Regions from separate parts of the Homo sapiens genome. Here region 1 is linked to region 2. The links are chromatin contacts, found by Hi-C or POLR2A ChIA-PET in ENCODE. All regions are on one chromosome and are shown on one strand. The core of a region is the stretch at or near the end of the contact, and the rest is flanking DNA. Distances in the headings are between cores, read along the strand shown. Region 1 overlaps SCN10A (sodium voltage-gated channel alpha subunit 10). Region 2 holds the start of EXOG (exo/endonuclease G).

Region 1 (3,154 bases), core at 387-2,886, 230 kb before region 2:
TTCCAGGCTGAGCCCACCATCCCTGCAGAGCCACAGATGCCCCTCACCCTCAGACAGGAAGTTTACCCCTCTGAGCACTTTTACATTTCTCATATCATTTTGTCTTCACAACCGCTCTTCATCTGCTCTCAAGTGAAGAACTGGAAGCAGCAAGATGTGCCCAGGATTCCAGAGTCAGGAACAGAGCCCAGGGCTTTGGCACATGAGGGTGGTTGCAGGAAGGGCTGGTGCCTTCTCTCTGTTGTCCCTAAATGTCCCTCTGCTCAGCGGGGGGCTCCTCCTTTATGGTGGAAAATATGCTTCCAAGCCTCGTCCACTGAGGCGGGTCACTCCAGGACATCCCCAAACTTTCCCTCAACTGCTCTCAGAAAGTCCATTCCCCCAAAAGGGACAGCATCCCGGGTGGGCAGGAAGAGGCCCAGGCCGTGGCTGTCTTGCCAGCCAGCTGCTAACCCGGTAGGCCAATGTGGGGCTCAGCTTAGAGATTGATCAATCTTCCCTTCCATTCCTTCTCTTCAGGTGCTTAACCTGTTCATCGCCCTGCTATTGAACTCTTTCAGTGCTGACAACCTCACAGCCCCGGAGGACGATGGGGAGGTGAACAACCTGCAGGTGGCCCTGGCACGGATCCAGGTCTTTGGCCATCGTACCAAACAGGCTCTTTGCAGCTTCTTCAGCAGGTCCTGCCCATTCCCCCAGCCCAAGGCAGAGCCTGAGCTGGTGGTGAAACTCCCACTCTCCAGCTCCAAGGCTGAGAACCACATTGCTGCCAACACTGCCAGGGGGAGCTCTGGAGGGCTCCAAGCTCCCAGAGGCCCCAGGGATGAGCACAGTGACTTCATCGCTAATCCGACTGTGTGGGTCTCTGTGCCCATTGCTGAGGGTGAATCTGATCTTGATGACTTGGAGGATGATGGTGGGGAAGATGCTCAGAGCTTCCAGCAGGAAGTGATCCCCAAAGGACAGGTAAGAGTTATCCCCAAGGGACAGCCACAGGCAGTGGGGAGGGGCTTCAGGGCTTGAGTGACAAAGGGCAAAAGGGAAATGCAGAGGAGACCTTGACATAAAGAAGTTTAAACCATGCCAAGCTTTCCAGAGGAGTTGGCGTTTGAGCAGGGCCTGGAAGAAAAAGTCAGAATTCCCCAGGCAGACAAACAGGGAGTGGGGGGCAGCAGGTGAGCAAAAGGCCACCTTGAGGTGCTTGGGGATTGTCTTTCACACAGCTGTCCCATGCGCTCTGCCCAACCCAGGCTCTGTGCATGAGATGCTAATGAGATTTCTCTAAGAACAGGATGTTGTCCAAGAGCAAGGCTCATCTAATCTTTACCAGCATCCTAAGAAGTCCTGATTCTTATGTGACTCATTTAGCCAGCTTTTCCCCACAAGTGGTATCACAGGGAAATGACACGCTCCTTTTGGCACCAACTAATTTAAAGCACATTTGAGCCATTTGATAATATATATTTTTAAATACTTGGCACTATTCCTTACTACCTTAAGCTGGTATATCAACCCTCGCTAACCTCTTCTCAGTAACTCAGGGCATTCACCTCTGCCCAACGTGGGAAGGCAGGGAACCCTGTGAGGCCTCAGGAACATGCAGGGCTGCTGGCCAGGTTACTAAGTGGTCCAGAAAAGCTGTGCTTTGAGTCTGTAGCTCTCCCATAGCCTTCTTCCCTGCAGTCGTCACTTGTGTTCCAGCAGCTGCTGTTATCAGCTGCCATATTTTACATGCCTTTGTCTAGGTAACAGCAGAGAGCATGAACTCTGTGACAGCTGTCTGCCACTCAGAAGCATTTTCAGTTACTTTGGGGCTCTTAGGGAGCTCCAGGTGGCCAAGTTCCCTACAATTTTGACCTCTGGACAAATAACAATGGTCATGGCTAAAATCTATTGAGCCAAGCACTTCGTGCAAAGTGTTTTACAAGCGCTAACATATTTAGTCATCAAAACAGCTGAATGATGCAGATCTAGCCTTTTCAATTTTGAAGCTGGGAAAAATGAAGATTAGAGAGGTTAAACAACTTGCCTAAGGTCACACATCTTATAATTAATGGAGCCCAAGGATAAAACATAGGTCTATCTAGCTATAGTCTTCATGCTCACTTCACACACGTGTATGTATATATGTATGTACATGAGTTGCATATATGAAACTCTTGGCTCTGGCAGCCTGTGATGTGCAAGATCCCTTCAAATTTAGAACTGGTCATCTAAGGGTGGGGCCAGGCACCCAGTTGGGACCCTCTCTCACTAGCAGGAGCAGCTGCAGCAAGTCGAGAGGTGTGGGGACCACCTGACACCCAGGAGCCCAGGCACTGGAACATCTTCTGAGGACCTGGCTCCATCCCTGGGTGAGACGTGGAAAGATGAGTCTGTTCCTCAGGTCCCTGCTGAGGTAGGTATGTCAGCTTCCTGGAGAGGTTGGACAGCCAGCCAGACACTGAGCAGTGGGCTGGTAGAGGCTGGAGGGTGGCGGTGAAGGTGGGGTATTCCAGACTGCACTCAATCACATAACCTCATTTCTTATCCTGGGAATTTTTAAAGTCCCTCCCAACCTCCGGCTAATCCGCACAATTTCAACTTTCACCATATACCATTGCCACAATCTCACTCCAGGGTGGTTCTAGGTATAGAAAGAAAGAGTGAGACTCCACAAGCTGTGGGACCTAAGATCAGTTCCCAAACCTCTCTGAGCCGCCATTTATTCATCTATGAAACTGAATGGTAATGCCTACTTGGTAGGATTATTTTGAAGCTTAAATGAGATGCTGCTTGTCAAATGTTTAGGTCCTGCCTGAGACAAAGTAAGTGCCCAGGAAATGACAGCCAAGAAAAAAGGAAACGAAAGACAACGCACAAAGAAAGTCAAATATCTTTCAGAGCCAGCAAATAAGAGTTGGAGGTGCTCACAGATGAAGAAGTTTTCCCTTGTGATTCTCCCCCACTTTCTTTTGTCCACATCATTTTCTCTAGGCAAAAGTAGCCTGGGGCTAGGGAGAGGCTCTCTATAGGTGAGTAGTGAAGTGACAGCCTCACAGAGACTGAGCTGGAAGATTAGAGGTTTAGGATTGTCTTATACAAGGTAAAAATAAATGTGGTTTCACTTACAAATCTTGAAGGAAACAAGCTATAGGGAAAGAGGCATCTATAA
Region 2 (3,091 bases), core at 526-3,025:
TAGGTCCCCAAGGGTTACCACAGTGCCAGACACATAGCAGGCACATAAATATTTGTTAAGGTAAAACTGAATGGTGCTCATTGCTGTAATATTTATGACAGAGCCTCCCAACTAGTGTGTCAAGATATGGGTATTTTCAGCCCTGAGACAGCTGGAAAGGGTCTGGCTTTCTGGCTGCCAGGCAGGGTTGATTTAACCAGTAAGTTATATAAATATAATTTTCTACATGTGCTATGATATGAAAAAGGTTGAGAATATTAATAATCATCCCTGTTTTAAATTTGGAGACATCTTTCATAAATACTGTTACTTCAGTTTTTTTATCCAACCACCTACCCATTATCTTGCTTTTGGAAATATGTTCAAGAACCCATCTAGGCACCCGCTTTGCCTGATCATAAGACAAAGCGTGATTAGTGTAACACCTTGCCTCTGTTCCAGTTAAAGGGAATCCAAATTGTTCCAAGACAGCCTTTTCTGCAGATCCTAAAAATGAAAAAAAAAAAAAAAGGGGGGGCAGAGACAAAAAAAACACACACACACAATTAGTGGCTCTTAATAATGAAAGATTATAAGGAAAAGGAGAGCGGTGTGATTTACAAAGGACTGGCTCAGAAGTCTAATCAACCAGAAAATCTCATTTTTGCAATTACTTATGAGATGAAGAAAACAGACAGTAGGCAAAGTACTGATTTGCCTATAATCAGTGAATAAAATGCAGCTACTGCATTAACTTTTGAATAAAGACTTGATCTTATTAGTCTTTCACATCAAATTTCCAAATCATCTCTGAAGCACTGATATGTGTGCTGTTGCAAGATGACAGTAAAACTGGTACTGTTTTTCCTAGTGGGAGAAACCAAGCACACATTCAGCAGTGAGTCAGTTTCGAGATAATCCTCCCCGATGCCTTCTCAAATCCTCAACCCCCCAAGGGGGTAGTTCTCTTGCTAGATGCCAAGTATCCAAAGGAGCAAGTTAAATTAGCACATCCGCAAAGTACAAGAAATGAGCTCGTGTTAATTTTTTTTTTTTTTTTGTCAAATATAAGGTACCCATTGCAACATGAGTTTTTATACACTTTGGAGGGATAGCAGGTATTCTTCAACTGAACAATGACGAAAGAAGGGCAGTTAACTCATCTACTAAAATTATGTATTAATTTATTCCTTCATTCATACTTACTGAATGCCAATTATGTACCAGGTACTGTGCTGGTTAGATGATGGAGACCAAAACAGACATAGTCTCAAGTCTTATGGAGCTAACAATCTTAGTAGAGAACACAGACATTAAAACATAGATATCGCGATGAGTAACTGGGGGGAAGAAAGTCGGGCGGCGGGGGTGGTTCTGTGCAGAAAACGAAGATGCCCGGGGGAAGGAAGGACATGAGGGAAGCTGGCGAGACGCGAGGTGGGGAAGGGAGGCCGAGCCGGGAGAATAAAGGTCAGAAACCAAGGGCCAGGCTAGGGGCCCAGCAAACGGTGAAGGCTGTCCGTCAAGGACTGCCATTCACACTCCAGGTAGGAGTCGGAGCCCGAAATCTGGGCCAGCGAAGGGAGGACGGGCCCACAGACTTACCATCCGGCTGCTTCCCTGTCAACGCTCCCTCAGCGCCCTGACTCCGGAAGAACTGCAGGGCCGCGAGCCCAGCTCCCGCAGCGCCCACTACAGCCCCAGCCACGAAGCCGCTCAGAAAACGACGGGAACCCCGGAGGCGGGAAGCGATACTCTTGATAGCCATCTTGCCCGAGGTACCGGCCTTTTACCACGGCGCATGCGCGCGCATGCCGGCCCCCGCCATCCCCCCGTCACCCCACGCCTCACCGCCCGCCAAGCTGAGGGCCTCGCACGCCCCCTGGTGACAAACCGGGATGCCTAGCGCATCCCCGCTTCATCCCTGGTCCACTGGACGGGGCGATGGATGGGGAATATGATGTCTAGAGGGCTTAGTGGTATGCTATATATAGTCATGAGAAGAAAATACCTTTAGTCTCATTTAATAGGTGAGTAAACACTTGCGCATGGTTACACTAAGGTCTCCAGAGCCGATATTCCAACTCAGGTCTATTTATTTATTTAGCGACAGGGTCTCTGTTACCCAGGCTGCAGTACAGTGGAATGATCATAGCTTACTGCGATCTCGAACTCGTGGGCTCAAGCGATCCTCCTGCCTCAGCCTCCTGAGTAGCTGGGACTACAGGCACGTGCCACATTGCCCGGCTAAATTTTTGGCGGGAGTGGGGGAGCGGTAAAGAAGGGGGTCTCCTTATGTTGCCCAGGCTGGTATCCAACTTCTGGCCTCAAGCAATCTTCCCGCCTCGGCCTCCCAAAGTGCTGTAAGTCCAGGTGTGTGTCACTGTCCCCAACCTTCTCTTTTAAATTGGAATAATAATACTTAGACCATAGCGTTCTTGTGAGGATTAAAGGAGATGACACATGTAAAATGTTTAGGGAAGTACCAGGGGCATGTCACTAAGTGCTCTATAAATGTTAGAAATGTTTGAGTCATCTCTACTCTTTGTCTTGATAGAATATAAAATCCAGATTGCTGAACGCCTGCTGGCAAAGAAAGGATAGATTTCATGGACTACCACTCACAAACAAATGAGTCTTCATTTTGCAGCATGATCTCTAGCATTCCGTGTGGACTTAGTTCTTAGCAGAAACTTCAAGTTTCCTATTTCTTAGATAACTGGTAGGAATAACTTTCATCTGATCCCACTGATGATTCACTGACCAGGAGGCCACTTCTAACAACCTACTGAAGTGTGCACATTATTTTGACAGCCTCAAATGGGAGGCTACCCCCTTGCCAGGAATACCTCTTCTGAAGGACCCTGACTGGTTAAGCTACATCAACCAGAGTCCTTCCTAGGGATTTTCGATCTAGTAGTCTCTCTGGGTAGCAAAGCTGTGACGTAAAACTCACAGGCGCAGTGGCTCATGCCTGCAATCCCAGCACTTCGGGAGGCCAAGACTGGAGGATCACCTGAGGTCAGGAATTTGAGACCAGCCTGGCCAACATGGTGAAACCCCGTCTCTACTAACAATACAAAAATCAACCAGGTGTGGTGGCGCGTGCCTG

Evidence for each region. A loop is a pair of places that touch in the nucleus more often than their neighbours do. ChIA-PET counts read pairs that join two places held with the same protein, here RNA polymerase II (POLR2A). Pooled maps may share reads with other maps.
Region 1: a loop to region 2 is called in a map of cardiac septum, with 2.1 times the contacts of the local background. The contact joins the enhancer-like site here to the promoter of EXOG in region 2. A Hi-C loop is called at or near these places in 2 of 168 maps with a recorded cell type or tissue (Right ventricle myocardium inferior and cardiac septum) and 5 of 50 pooled maps. POLR2A ChIA-PET finds 5 or more read pairs at or near these places in 2 of 52 experiments (AG04450 and WTC11).

Annotation. Positions count from the first base shown.
Region 1 is chr3:38,724,418-38,727,571 of GRCh38, reverse strand. It overlaps SCN10A (sodium voltage-gated channel alpha subunit 10), which reads left to right. Exons shown (of 28, transcript NM_006514.4): 17 at 520-966; 18 at 2,258-2,398. Among named protein-coding and RNA genes, the nearest start is that of SCN5A, 76 kb to the right of the region's middle. RefSeq lists an enhancer at 656-3,154. Within about 2 kb of position 1,636, at least 4 of the 41 ENCODE cell types and tissues checked have a DNase peak (open chromatin) inside an H3K27ac peak, as active enhancers do.
Region 2 is chr3:38,495,024-38,498,114 of GRCh38, reverse strand. EXOG (exo/endonuclease G) reads right to left here and starts at 1,775. Exons shown (of 6, transcript NM_005107.4): 1 at 1,585-1,775; 2 at 337-486. The coding sequence starts at 1,747. RefSeq lists enhancers at 1,447-1,516, 1,577-1,626.